Linked DNA regions of Homo sapiens: regions 2, 3 and 4 are each linked to region 1. A link is a contact called in ENCODE Hi-C data. All regions are on one chromosome and are shown on one strand. The core of a region is the stretch at or near the end of the contact, and the rest is flanking DNA. Distances in the headings are between cores, read along the strand shown. Region 1 overlaps CLPTM1L (CLPTM1 like). Region 2 holds the start of AHRR (aryl hydrocarbon receptor repressor). Region 3 overlaps AHRR (aryl hydrocarbon receptor repressor). Region 4 overlaps AHRR (aryl hydrocarbon receptor repressor).

What was found. A loop is a pair of places that touch in the nucleus more often than their neighbours do. Pooled maps may share reads with other maps.
Region 2: a map with no recorded cell type shows a loop between it and region 1 (12-fold over the local background). The contact joins the promoter of AHRR here to the enhancer-like site in region 1. A Hi-C loop is called at or near these places in 3 of 37 single-sample maps with no recorded cell type and 2 of 50 pooled maps.
Region 3: a pooled map shows a loop between it and region 1 (18-fold over the local background). The contact joins two enhancer-like sites. A Hi-C loop is called at or near these places in 3 of 37 single-sample maps with no recorded cell type and 4 of 50 pooled maps.
Region 4: a loop to region 1 is called in a pooled map, with 5 times the contacts of the local background. The contact joins two enhancer-like sites. A Hi-C loop is called at or near these places in 5 of 37 single-sample maps with no recorded cell type and 6 of 50 pooled maps.

Annotation. Positions count from the first base shown.
Region 1 is chr5:1,314,528-1,317,928 of GRCh38, reverse strand. CLPTM1L (CLPTM1 like) reads left to right here. Exons shown (of 17, transcript NM_030782.5): 17 at 1-177. Among named protein-coding and RNA genes, the nearest start is that of MIR4457, 6.9 kb to the right of the region's middle. RefSeq lists enhancers at 1,184-1,333, 1,624-2,013. Within about 2 kb of position 1,533, at least 17 of the 41 ENCODE cell types and tissues checked have a DNase peak (open chromatin) inside an H3K27ac peak, as active enhancers do.
Region 2 is chr5:319,563-322,963 of GRCh38, reverse strand. AHRR (aryl hydrocarbon receptor repressor) reads right to left here and starts at 1,250. Exons shown (of 11, transcript NM_001377236.1): 1 at 1,145-1,250. The region is part of intron 3 of PDCD6-AHRR (PDCD6-AHRR readthrough (NMD candidate)); the gene reads right to left. RefSeq lists enhancers at 239-358, 447-1,014 and silencers at 599-658, 669-1,048, 1,139-1,628, 1,779-2,038.
Region 3 is chr5:367,295-370,695 of GRCh38, reverse strand. The region is part of intron 3 of AHRR (aryl hydrocarbon receptor repressor); the gene reads right to left. All of the region lies in intron 5 of PDCD6-AHRR (PDCD6-AHRR readthrough (NMD candidate)), which reads right to left. Among named protein-coding and RNA genes, the nearest start is that of AHRR, 47 kb to the right of the region's middle. RefSeq lists enhancers at 1,299-1,408, 2,059-2,168. Within about 2 kb of position 1,520, at least 3 of the 41 ENCODE cell types and tissues checked have a DNase peak (open chromatin) inside an H3K27ac peak, as active enhancers do.
Region 4 is chr5:398,268-401,668 of GRCh38, reverse strand. All of the region lies in intron 4 of AHRR (aryl hydrocarbon receptor repressor), which reads right to left. The region is part of intron 6 of PDCD6-AHRR (PDCD6-AHRR readthrough (NMD candidate)); the gene reads right to left. Among named protein-coding and RNA genes, the nearest start is that of EXOC3-AS1, 43 kb to the left of the region's middle. RefSeq lists enhancers at 1,355-1,764, 1,442-1,971, 1,024-2,223. Within about 2 kb of position 1,653, at least 22 of the 41 ENCODE cell types and tissues checked have a DNase peak (open chromatin) inside an H3K27ac peak, as active enhancers do.

The DNA.
Region 1 (3,401 bases), core at 284-2,783:
GTTGGTTGTTTTAAAGCTTAATGTATGTTTCTATTTTAAAATAAATTTTTCTGGCTGTGGCATTTTTCTTGACCTGGTATAATGAAAGTATTTCGGATATTTGAGTTTAACCCTTTTCCAGAAAGTAATACATGATATGGATTTATTTATGCATTAAAAGAGCAAATTTAAAGAGCCCTTTGCAAGCCTTTGAGTCATGAGTGTTCTTAGATACGTAGCATCTTAGTTGTTTAAGACTAAACTATTGTACAGAGCCATGACCCATCAGGTCAAGCTTATCTTGCCCTAGGTTGAGGCAGAGAGAGAGAAATGGAATAGAAAGATGGGTGGAGAACTGCTGGACTCGGTGTGTAGTGAAGTTTAATGTTTGTTGAAGTTAGTTTTTGTGGGGTTTGTTGTTCTCAGCTCACAGCAGCCTCCACCTCCCATGTTCACACAATCTTCTTGCCTCAGCCTCCTGAGTAGCTGCGACTACAAGTGTGCACCACCACATCCAGCTTTTTTGTATTAATATTTTTAGTAGAGATGTGGTTTTGCCATGTTGTCCAGGCTGGTCTCGAACTCCTGATCTCAAGTGATCACCCGCCTTGGCCTTTTGAAGTGCTGGGAGTACAGGCATGAGCCACCACACCTGGCCTCTAAATATATAATCTTTTTTTATTCCTGGTCATTTCCTTGCTCTAAGTCTCCTTTGCCAATAACAGCTTTCATCCTCTTGTGTTTCTGGAACAGGCTCCCCTCTCATGGGCCTGGCTTCCTTGCAGCTGAGGGGCTTTGGGAGCCCTGCTCAGAGCCCCAAGCCTGCAGGCCTGTTCCATGTGTCTCCACGTAAATGGACGAGACACACCATTCCAGGATGCTCATTCAGGCTGAGAACCAAATCCAGATGCTCTCAGTCCATTCGCAGATGACAGTGAAGTTTCTGTACACTCTGCTTTCTTCTGGATCAGATAAATCTTTTATAATTAAGGTGTTGTAAACTTCACTCGATTTGAGAGGAATGCACTGGGGCTTCAAGTTGTCATCTTTCAGTTTTATTCATTAAAATACGAAGATACCAGATGAGTTGGCACAGGAAAACAAATACGAATACACGGCCTGTACTGTGTTACTTAGTCGTGTGTTGTAAGTGGGGTCTGGAAGGGTGGCTGGGAGAGCGGGTGAACTGCCGGTTCCAGATGGGACGCACAGCACCTTAAGGGGCCTGGGGGGGCACACGGGAGGCGGCTCCAGAGGCAGGGCAGATAGTGGGGGCCCGCAGGCAAGTCAGCAGTGGGGGAAAGACAGCAGAAGGCGTGAGGGTCTTCATTGGTGTATGTGAAGGTCACGAGGTCACACGGCCCTGCCCATCACAGGTGCGTCGGTCTGCGGGGAAGTTGAGGCATCAGGGAACAGGAAGTTTTAAACGTTTACAATGGATCTTACCCACACAGGCCGTGCCTTTGCCTGCGGTGTCAGATTACTAGGGCGGGGTGCGGTGGAGGGTGTCCCTTCCACACCTGTGGTTTTATTTGTCTTTGGGGGAGGGGAGCCTTGCTTTATAAAACACAACTGGCTGTGTTCTGTAAGGCTTCACCCAGCACATCCTGTTGGCAGCAGCTAAGCACACAAACGGGAAAGGAGTATCGCCCAACTCCACCGATGAACTCAAAGTGCCTGGCTTTGCCTGGGGGATGCTGGCAAGGTTAGGTGCGGTTCCCAGCGTTTCTTCTGCCTCCTGGGGCACATCCCGCGGTGGGTCAGCGCCTGCGGCCGGCTGCTGCAGAAATAGCGTCATTCGGCCCCTGCATCAGCAGCCAAAGCCGGGCCTAACTGTCAGGAGCTCCGTGGATAGCTTTGCTGCTCTCGCTTTTCAGTTTCAGTATCAAAAATAGTTGCTACAAGAACTGATTTTTGTCATAGCACCTGCTCTTCCATTTGGGCTGGCGTGCTGAGCAAAGGTGGGTGCAGGCGCCTCATCAGCCTGACAGCAGAGTCAGCTTAACCTGAGTTTTCAGGAAGCACCGTGGCAGGCCCCCAAAAGGGGCAGATGTCCACCGTGCACTGCGTCTGCTTCTGCAGTCGGCCCTCCAGTGCCGTTTTCTTTCACCTGCAAAGGGCCTTAATGCGTGAACCAGCTGCTGGTGACTGTTAGTCTTGCTCTGTTTAAACAGTAGCAAGTTGCAGAGTGTTCCTTTGAAGACACCGCAAGTCACGTGTGTCAGTTACTCCTGAGAGGTTTCTGGGGCGCCTGCCTCTCCTTTCTTTAAGATGAGCAGAGGTTTAAAAAAAAATGAGTTTGGGGAATGAGCCTTGAAAGTCCTTCCAGCTTCAGGACCGGCACTTGCTCTGACAGTCTGACTTCTGCCCTGTGGGCCGGCGCTCCTGCAAATGGGCAGTGTTTCAAGAGAGGACTGAGCCTCATGCAGATCCATCTCATGGGAACCCTGAAGCTTCACTGACCAACAGAGGCTCCACCTGGGCGACTTGAAACATGCTTAAAGGGTTTATCTGTCATTCATCCCGATGAGTTTAGTTCTGTTTTCCTCTTGGATTTCATTGATATTTCTGCATACCATCAAAGCCCTGTCTTATGATTGATCATGAGGTGGGACTTAGAAATGCGCTAAGTACCTGTGGATTTTAGACTGTGTCAAAGCCCTCGAAGCTGAAACAGAGGACTGACAAGGTGAGGGCCCGGGGTCCCCCACGGTGGAACTGCAGTGTCCTGATCGCAGCTGGTGGGCTCCGTACCTGGGCAGGATGGGCTCTACTGGAGCAGCCAGTGTCCAGAAGGAGCTTCTGTCTCTACCCCTTGGCACTGGCCACTCATTTTATAGAAGAGATTTTCTTTAGACCAGAGTTTATTAGAAAGCCAAGGAAAATGAGAACACGTCCCCCTGTGAAGTACCTGCCACACATAGCCCTGTTGAAGCCAGTTTGGTGGCTGTTGGGTCTTTGGCAACGAGATCAGTCTGTTGGCCTCGGCCCCGGTAAGCCCCACAGGCCAGGGGTCTGGAGGAAGGATGGGGTGCAGCCTGCGATAGGTGAGGCTACGGAACCCTGACGAAGCAGGGGCTGTGTTCGAGGAGTGATCCATGCGGAGGAGGGAAACCAGGAGGAGGTCTTGGCGTATACCACACTGCTTACCCCTTTCCTGAAGCAGGCACAGGACCCAAGGGGGTGTGGCGCCCTGTGGCCCACCATGCTTTCAGAGCAGCAGCCTCTGCAGAGACACTGGTCCCAGAAAAGCCACCGCCTGAGTGTCCCCCAGCCACGGCCACCATCCCCACAGCTTTCATGCTTCAAGCAGCATATTTGTTCTCTGATGGTTCTGGAGGCCAGGAGTCCAGACCAGACCTCCCTGCGCGGCCACTGGGGTGTGGGCAGGCCCTGCCCTCCAGGGGCTCCAGGTGCTCCGT
Region 2 (3,401 bases), core at 1-2,500, 990 kb after region 1:
CTAAGAACCTTTCTCCCGTGGTAAAACTCGTGTCTGTTCATTTTAGAGAATACAGATAAGTAAGAAAACGAAAATAAAAGCCGTTCCCCAGGCGGTGGCGTCCCCCCCGTCGAAGCGGCTCCCCAGGCGGCGGCGTCCGCCGGGTCAGCATCCTACGTTCTCCAGTTCTTGTTACTCGTGGCTTTTCAGCGACTCTGGGGCCGCATCGAGCCCCGGCTTTGTGCGGGATGGGTATGGCACACTCGGCCCGAGTCCAAACGCCGCCAGTCACTTGCTCTGAGAGGCTGGATGAGCGACCTACCTTGATGTCCTCGTTCGTAAAATGGGTGACGGTTGCCAGGCCGGGGCGGCTGTGAGGCCCCGTGGGGGTGGCGTTTGGAGAACGCGCGCACACGCCCACCCTTCTGCAAGAACCCCGCAGACGAGAGCCTGTGCGCGCGCACAGGAGGCCCAGGGAGGAAGCCCCTCCCCGCCTGCCCTTGCCATCCCGGAGGCCACAGCCGGACAGGCCCGTGGGACAGGCCCGTGGGACGCTTCTGCACAAGGTCTCTGACCTCCGGCCTCGCAGAAGAGGTCAGAGGGTGGCCCCTGCCTGTCACGCGCCCATGGCGACCCCTCCCCAGAAGGGGTCCCAGCGTGGACTCCAGGCGCCACATCGCTCTCTCAGGGCATCCGGTCTGGGAATTCTGGCCGCTCAAAATAAGACTTCAGCGCTACTGGGTGCTACTGAAACCAAGCCTGAACATGGGCCTTTCCCGGGGGTGAGGCCCCCCGGACCTGGCGCCCTCGGCCCGACAGCGGGGCCCCGCTCCGCCGCCCGCACCCGCCCAGCCCCAGGGAGCGCGGCCCGCACGGAACGCCCGGGGAGTGAAGGCTCAGAACACTCTCGAGGGGACGCTGAGGACCACGAACCGTGGACGCGCCGCGGCTTCCCTCCGAGGTCCGAGTTTTAAGTGAGACCAGCCAGCCGCACCCCAGAGTGTCCGCCCCGTCCCGGGGCCGCCGGGCCTGGCGACGCGAGGATGCGGCGTGAGGAGGGTCCCGACGCCGGCGCCCGTCCCTCAGCCCCACACCCGGGAGCGCATCCCGTCTCCACCGCGGGCGGCACGCGGCGGGGGCCTGCGGGGGCGCCCAGGACACTTACCCAGGGCCTGCGGGGCGCGGAGGCTCAGGCACACCCGCGGGGCAGCGCGCCCTGGCCAGGAGCTGTGGCGGCGGGTGCCGGCGCTCGCATCCCGGGAACCCGCGGCGGCTCCAGGGACTGCCCCACCCCGGCACGCGAGCCGCCCGCCCCGCCCCGCAGCATCCAGGGCCGGGAGGCGGCAGAGGGCGCCCGCGGGTCCGGCTGTCTCGGGTCCGGCTGCCCCAGCTGCCCTGGCGAACCGGAGACGCCATCCGGTTCCCCTGGGGTCCGCCCTGCGCCCTTCGCGTCCCAGTGATCCCCCGGAGTCTCCGTGCCCCGAGGCGGGGGTCGCGCGCTGAGCCCCTCCAGGCCCTGCGTTCCCCCTGGGGTCTGTGTGCGCCCAGGGTCCCCCGGTTCTCCCTGCGCCCCCGTCCCCTCCCCAGCGCTCGCGGCCGGCTGTGCTGAGCTGCCGGCCCTAGAGCCGGGCGGTGTAGACCCGAACAGGTAAAGTGAGGAGAGCGTGTGCCCCCTCGCCTGCCCCATGAGGTCGTTTCGAAAATGTAAAAGGAGTCATGGTTTTTGGCGAATTATAGAGAATATTAAGATGCTTTTGGATCCTGAGCTTCCCAGGAAGCGGACGCGCGCCAGGCACGGCAGGGTCGTCCGTGCGACGTTCTTCGTCCTGGGCATTTCAGGGTCCCACGCGGCAGGTGTGCGGCCCTGGGTGCCCCTGCCCCGCCCACCCCGCCGGTCGGCACCCGGGACCGCGCGGCCGAGAGCAGGGTCCTGCCTGCAGGTCCTTAGGGCTCACCCCGCGCCCTCTGCGCGCCCGCCGGCCCCTCCGACCTCGGGCTGCGCCTTCTCCTTCCCCCTCCCGGTGGTCCTTGGCCCCCTCTAGTCCTCCGTCCGGGCGCGCAGGCCCTGGCTGAATTCCCTGTACCCTCAGGGGATCCCTGGGGACACCTCAGCCTGGCCTCGCACCCTGACGTCTCCACAGACCCTGGCCGGCTTCCACCCGTTCTCGCCCTCGCTGGGGCCGGCCATGGAGTCGGTGGTCCCTGGAGTCCGCTCCTCAGCATCCGCGGTCCTCATCCCAGCCGGGGGAACCGCGCCCTCTTCATCCCGCAAGGTCGGTTTTCAGCAACGCGGCCGAGGCTGTCACTGGCGCCCCCAGGTTCTCAGTCAAACCCCGTCTCCCTGACGCCCCCAACCCGCCCCGCGCCTCCTGCTGTTCTCTGAATAAGGCGTGCGGGCCTTGGGGCCTTTGCACTCGCTGTCTGCTGTCGGCTCAGGAAAAGTCTCTTTTCCAGACACAGCTCCCAAGGTGGGGTGGGCGCAGCTGAGAAGCCCACCCTGCCCCCAAGTGGCCACCGCCCCTCCCCGGGTGTAGCTCCTGCAGGGCAGCCCAGAATTGCTGAGTTCTGCCGCTCTGTCCCCAGGGGTCACCAAGTCGGCTCTGCTCACCTCTGGTTCCTGTCGAATAGCAGAGGCTCAAAAATGTGAGCTGAGTAAATGGGCTTTTTTGGGACAGAGTCTTGCTTTGTCACCCAGGCCTGAGAGCAGTGGTGCGATCTCAGTTCACTGCAGCCTCTGCCTCCAGGGCTCAAGCGATTCTCGTGCCTCAGCCTCCCAAGTAGCTGGGATTACAGTCGCGCGCCACCACACCTGGCTAATTTTTTTTTTTTTTTAAGTAGATAGTGGTTTTGCCATCTTGGCCAGGCTGGTCTCGAACTCCTGACCTCAGGTGATCCACCCACCTCGGCTTGCCAAAGTGTTGGGATTACAGGCATGAGCCACTATGCCACTGAGACAGCCAGGAGCCCTGGGTGCACACATTTATTTTTTGATATGGAACAATGTGCAACTATATTGCTGTATTTTTAAAAATCATTAGTTTTATCTTGATCCAATTTTTGTAAAGTGAATTATGCACAGAAAATGTGTAGCTGGATAACTCTGAGGTAACAGGTGAACTTTAATTTCTTTTTACTTTTTGAAAAGTCTACAATTCCTGTAAATTTTTGCAAGAAGCACATAGTACCTTTGTGATCTGTTAAAATAAGAACCTGTGGGTAGAATGTGATGGTGGTGAGCCGCAGTCCCCCTGCATGGGAAGACAGCACCCCCATGTCTCAGGGCAAGCACGGGTTCCCTTCCACCTACCCTGTCCCACCAGAACCAACTGGAATGAGACACTTTGTTACTCTATTTCCTGGGTACAGAAGGAAACTGCTCCTCCTTCCTTCCCACTGCCCTTGACCGGCACAGGCCATCCACG
Region 3 (3,401 bases), core at 271-2,770, 950 kb after region 1:
TCCCCAACCCCATCACCTGTGCCTTCCCATGGACTGTCCCCCCATCACCCACACCTTCCCATGGGCTGTCCACCCCACCCCTGTCACCTGCATCTTCCTGGGGGCTGTCCCCTATGGACCACCACCTGCCTGGGGCTGCACCCACTGTGAGACTCTCAGGGTCCTGGGGGTGGCGGATGACCTTGGTGAAAATTTCCCTTGAACCTGATTTCACTCACCCCTGCTTCCAGCTCAAGCTCCCTCCTGAGGGACCCTTACGACACCTCTCCCGTCCAGGAGTTGGATGGGATGCTCTGAGAAGCCTGGGACGCCCATCCAACCCTTCCCCGACGCCTGCTCGCCCCAGAATTGCCTGACCTGACTGTGGATCCAGGAAATGCTGCACAACCGTAACACGGGGAGTAAATGAGCAGAGCTTCCAGCGAGGGCCCAGGAGGTCGGGGCACCAGCGAGGGCCCGGGAGGACGGGGCTTCCAGCGAGGGCCCGGGAGGACGGGGCACCAGCGAGGGCCCGGGAGGACGGGGCTTCCAGCGAGGGCCCGGGAGGACGGGGCACCAGCGAGGGCCCGGGAGGACGGGGCTTCCAGCGAGGGCCCGGGAGGACGGGGCTTCCAGCGAGGGCCCGGGAGGATGGGGCACCAGCAAGAGCCCGGGAGGGCAGGGCAGTGCTCTCAGAGCCAAGACATTCCCAGGAGGGCACCTCTGACCCCTGCTCTCACACCCCAACCATTCCTACAAATGCCTTTGCAAGTTTTACGTCAAATGAGGGGACCAGAGCCTCAAGGCTTTCGAACATTCAAACTCTCCCTTCCTTCCCTTCTCAAGAACTGGATGAGAAACCGTTTTGCCTTTTGAAGATGAATTGTAATATGTACATTCCGGAAGAAAATGTCATTTAGTGATTCTTGATGGCCACAAATGGTATTTGCAAAGGAAACTTCTCACCACCCAGTTACTTTCTGAACAGGTGTGTTCTGCACCAGGATGCACAGAATTTGTCCCAGCTTCTGCACAGGAAAGGTTTAGAGGAAGCACTCGGGACAGACACTCTGTGCCAGAGCGTGGGACAAGCACAGCTCTCCCCAGTGGCCTAGGAGGCATCAGGAGCATTCAGGCAGGTGACAAAGACTCAGAGCGAAGCAAGTGACACAGAGGGAGCCCGGGCTCGTGCAGCGGGAGGCCTCAGCTCCTGAGTCGGGCTGTGCTGCATGCTCGCCTAGCTGTAGGTCTGTTCATCTGCAAGGAGCATGTGCCTCAGCCTTGCAAAGCAGGCAAGTCCACCCTGTGGGACAAAGCTGCCCCTTCAGGCTGTGGGCAGGAGGGGACCAGGACTGTGCCCGGAGAGCCCTCAGGTGTCCCAGAAAACAGCTGGTACCAGGTTAGGGGGTTAAGACAGAATGCCCAGGAAGAGGGAGGGTGTGAGGAAGTGTGAGAAGCGGATGACTGTGCCGTGCTGCTCTTGACACATGGGCGGGTGTATTAACAGAGTGTGAGGGAATGCATTCGAGGTGCTCACTGAGGGCAAAGAGAAGCAGCAAGTCAGAAGGGGGTCCCAGCAAGTGGGTGCTGGATGGGCGAGTGTGCTTCCAAAACCCTTAGTTACAGCTTGTGGGGCAGAGGGGTTTAAAAATGTCCTTCAAAGTCCCAAATTCCCCTAAGCTAGAAAAAGCATCAGGAGTATAAATAAACACACTCATTTCACAGACACGATATTTACAAAACGGGGGGCACCCCAAGACACATACTGCATCAAGTTGCTGAATTTCCTATGGCAAGAATTTCCCGATTTTTCAAAAAGCACCAGAGAGCTTCAGAGATTTCACACTTCCTCACAGTGCAAAATGAACCGCAAAGAAATGCACTTCCTCTGAGCCAGCGAAGACTGGGGTGGCTGCAGCTGGCAGTGCCCACGCGTTTCTCTGGTCAAGAGAATGCGCCTCTAACCACTTTCTGAGATCACAGAACCCGGGGGCCTCAGGGGGGCTCTGCGGTCACCAGAGTCACACGCTCGTCCTGCAGAGGAAACACACCCTGGCCTTGGAACCCCACGTTATCGTGGAAGATGCAACCAAAAATAGCTCTTTGGGGAAAAAAAGAATACTTGCACACATTGCAAATCCATATTCTCTTCATGATGTGAAACATCTGGTATAAGCAAACTATTTGGGCATTCTTGTTACATTTCAACGTATCAAAGAAAAGCACAGCAGGGACAAGCCAAGGGTTCAAGAAACATTTTGTAAAACAAAACCCAAAACACTGTGCTGGTGCTGTTTAACAACCAAATATTCAGTGAATCAGCGTGCGGTGCACAGGTGTACAGATGAGTGAGCGGTCAACACTGCAGGCCACTAACCCCACGCGGCCACAGCCAGGGAGCGCCCTGGCCCACACCCTCAGGCAGGATACAGTGCGCGGTGCACGCCCAGGGAGTCTTCCTGAGCAGCCCCACTGGCCTCTCCTACTGCGGAAGAGGGCACCGAGCCCTCACTGAGTCCTCTGCCCTCTACCCACAGGTATGGATGCTGCCTCGCTTGTCAACTTTCACATCAACGAGGAGTGCCAGCTCAGCTGTCAGAGTCTCCATTTGTTTATAAATAATGAATTCGTAGGTAAATTTATTATGTTATGTAACCATGAATTTACAACTAACACCCATATGGGGCTGGCCTGCCTGTGAATCACCATTGCCTTCATTGTCCTCACACATCACTACAGGCGGTCAGTGGCTATCAGTCCTGCAATATTCACCATCAACAGATGCAGACCGAACTGAGTACGTCTCAGGGCCTGGGTGTCCAATGCTCGGGGCCTCCTGAACGACATGGGCCTTCGTTCGCCCGTGTGGTCATCCACATCTTCGGCATCTGCCACTGCCAACCCCTGTCCTGGGCATACAACAGAGAAGGAGGGGGACAGAACCCAGCAACACACGAGTTAAGCACTAGGAGAGAACGAGCAGCAGAGGGGGTGGTGTCAGGGCAGAGGGGCAGAGGCTGTGATGTTAAAAGTGAGGCTGGGGAAGGCCTCCTGAGGGGTGAAGACAAGAGACCCAGCAGGAGGGCATGGCCTTCAAAAGCTACAGGTGTGCTGAGCCTCGGATGCCGCCCCCAGCAAGGCCCACGTGGCATCACTGCCTGGCGCTGCCATATTCAGGCCCCACCAGGCTGGCTCATCCGGTCCCCACGGCCACCGCTGCCCACTCCTCTGTGCCCTTGACCACGCACTGCAGCTCAGACCCGTGTCTGTGGGGCAGGGTGGTCATGATGGGCGGTGAGGAAGGTGTTGGTTATTCTTATATTTCTCTTTGCAAAAGGCCCAGCTGCCCAAAATGACAAGTGCTCCTAAAAGACGTGACTTGCCTCACAAACATACAAATGCACACGATGCTGTCCCACATC
Region 4 (3,401 bases), core at 404-2,903, 920 kb after region 1:
GGCATCCTGTGGAACGATGGTGCCAGGAGCACTTGACCTGCCTTTCGCCGCCGCATCCGCCTGCCCTGGCTTCACAGCTTCACCCTGGAACTCCTGGAGTTCTTGTCCTGCCTGGAGTTGACCGTGGGGAGTACCCACGAGGGCCCAGGATCGTCCCTGCCTGTGCTCAGCAAGATCTAGGCCCTGGGCTGGCGCCAATGGAGGTCAGGGACTTTGTGGCCATGGAGGGACCATGGGCCAATCCCACCCCCTTCGCAAGTGGTGATGCAGACAGGGAGCAACCCAGAAAGCCTGGCCCAGAGCCGGCACCTGTGGCATCGAGGCCCTTTCTCTACAGCGGCTCCCATCTTAGGGGCCAGCAGCTGTGTCTGGAACTAGGGGACCCAAACTACCACTGTGCCTCAGGCTGGCCCCTCAGGCTGGCATCCACCCCTCAGACTCCTGCAGCCCCTCCCTCCCCTTGGATTTAGGCAGAGACAGGGTGAGATGACGTGGGGTGCACCCCAAGGGGTTGTTAGAAAACAGGTGAGAACGTGAAGCAGCCGGGGGCCATGTGGCCTGGGGGGCATCTGCTGAAAGGGAACAGAGTTGCCATCCAACTGCCCGCTCTGAGCCGGGCAGTGGTGACACTGAGGGGCCTCACTCCCGCCCCACACGGGCTGGAGGGGTGTGCACCAGGGCCTCGGGTCCTCAGCCCCCAGCCCTTCCTGGCACTGCTGGGAGAGGTCTGTGCCCGCCGGCTCCTGCCACAGCTTTTCCCAATTCAGCGGTTGCCACATACTGATGATGTCCTACTAATAATAGTTCAAAGACCAAAGAAATTTTCAAGGCTTGAGTATATAAAATGTCTTCTTAAAAAAGATTTTATGAGATTAGTCACAACCAAAAGCAACCTTAATTTTAACTCACAAGGCAGAATTTTTTTTTAAAGACCATAAAATGCTGTTTGCCGTGTCATATGGATTCAATATCAGATTGACTTCTGGTCCAGCATTGTCATGCCAAATACTTTTACACATGTGGGCCCATCTTTCAAATATGCATCTCGAACGTCTGTTTGTTTTCTCTCCCTCTGCCTTTCTAATCCTACAAAAGTTTTGTTTTTTTTTTAAACGTGGTCCATGGAAAATGAGATCACTTTTCCAAACGGAAAAAGGATTTGGCTCTAAGGTTAAGGCTCTACTTTTTTTAAGGGGAAAAAGATCACATCCATGTGCTGTTACTGAACGTCAGGAAACGGCGCACCTGCCACTTCGCAAGGACAACGGAGGTCGGGGCAGGTGAGGGCCGAGGCAGGTGAGGGCTGGAGCCACGCTCTCCCCCAGGGACCGCAGGGAATGGGGCAAACGTTCTGAGAAAGCCGGAACTTCCTCTGTCAAACCCTTTAAATATCCTGATCTCTTCCAGTTCCAGGGCAGAAAAAATAGCCGGCAAGTACTTCAAAGATTATTTTTGTCAAGGTCATGGCAGAGGGAAAATGAGGGAAAAAGGAACAACCCTCCACATCCCCCTGGCTGCCCCTCCTCGGAGTAAAGGGAAGTTGGGAGTATTGTGCTCCCCTGAGAGCCGTTGCCACGGTTACGGAGCCACAACACGGCGGCTAGTCACGCGAGCGGGCACCGGGCGGGCGTCGGGGCAGCTGGCCCGGCCTCCTGGAGGCAGATCACTCACAGGGGCCGCTCCATGGGGCTTGCGTGCGTGCGAGGCAGCGCTCTTGCTTGGGGAGCTGAATAACTGGCTGTTTATAGATCCCACAAACAGTAAACGCAGGCTTGACTCTCTTCCACGGAGCAGCTCCGACATTTGAAAACAGTTCTTGAGAATGCAGCTGGCCGGATGGCCACAGAGTGGGAGGCTGACTGAAGCCCCGGGGCCCTAGAAGAGCAGGCAGATGGCGGCCCCCAGGCAGTCCCTCCTGACGCCCACTGCAGCCCCGCTCGGTTAACCCGGTGTCCTGGGCCCCCTTCTGGCTGAGAGACCAGCCAGTGCTGACGCCGCCTCCGCCCTCACCTTTGCTGCGAACCCTTGGCGAGTTAATTCACCTCTCTGGGCCTTGGTTTCCTCCTGCGAAAGATGGGACGGCAACAGTGAGCGTCTGTGAGGGCGGCGGTGAGCAGCAGCACCAGGCACCCTCCAGTGATCAGGGCAGCACCCGCTGTCTCTGTGACTGGAGGGCAAATGGCTGTGCTGGACAGGCAATCTGACGTCTAAAGTTGATGTCATTTTCTAGAGAACAAAACTTATGCTTTTAAAACCAGGACCCGCTTTCTGAGTGCAAACACCCTGAGTGTGAAACGCACTTCACAAGAAGCAGACTTACAACTCATAAACAAAGGCAGCTGACGGTTACCACAGTGAATCTCCCTCCAGAAGCGCCAGGCCCATCCTGCCGGGGTCCTGGTGGTTGGGGAGCCACCCCTGCCGATCCCTAAGCCTGGGACCCCACGCCCTGGGTGTGTCCTGCACCACCAGCCCCGGCCTCAGAGACCCTGGGGCTAGAGTTGGCCTGGGCCGTCCCTCTGCACCTGCGGCTCCACACCCAGGAGAGCCCGAGGGAGCTCCGCGCTGACCCAGCTGCTTCAGAGCAGACAAGGAAGGTGGCATGGGGATAAGAACCACCCGGTAGGAAACCAATGGCAGGGAAGCAGCCATGAGGCCGAGAGGTGGGCATTGAGCGGGAGCTGCGGCTGCTTGGTCCTCGAGAGGAATGAGGTGCGCCACGGTGGTGCTGGGCATGTTGGCAGGGGGGTCCCAGGTGCACCAGTGACCTCGGGTGGGGAAAATCCACCCAGAACAGACGGGGGCGGCTGCTGGAGCCAGGGCCACACACAGACCCACAGTTTGCTGAGGGCCACTCACGGCCTCCGGAGCCCGCAGGACCCAGGCCTGGCGGCAGAAGGCCCTGCCAGCCCAGCCCTTCTCACAGAAGCCCATCGGTGACAACGGCAATGCCTCCTCCCAGTGTCGGCAGCTTAAAACGGAGTAACAGCCAAGGGGGGTGGGGCACGCACGGCGCCTGAAACCCGGTTTGGCACAAACACACTCCTTCCACCAGGGGCAGGCCCAGGACCCTCACCTGTGCTGACACTGCCTGCTGGGGAGAGCCTGGGATGCAAGGGTCCAAGCCCAGCTGAGCCGAGGGCAGAGCAGGGGCCGAGTGAACACCACTGAATAGAACTCTGTGCACCCGGCTCAGTGACCACAGATGGTCAGAGGCTAACTGGACAGTCAGGGGCTTATGTGGATGGTCAGGGGCTAAGGTGGACAGTCAGGGGCTAACCAGACAGTCGGGGCTAATGCGGACAATCAGGGGCTAAGGTGTACGGTTGGGGCTAACGCGGAATGTCGGGGCTAACGCGGAAGGTCAGGGGCTAACACGGATGGTCAGGGGCTACGTGGAT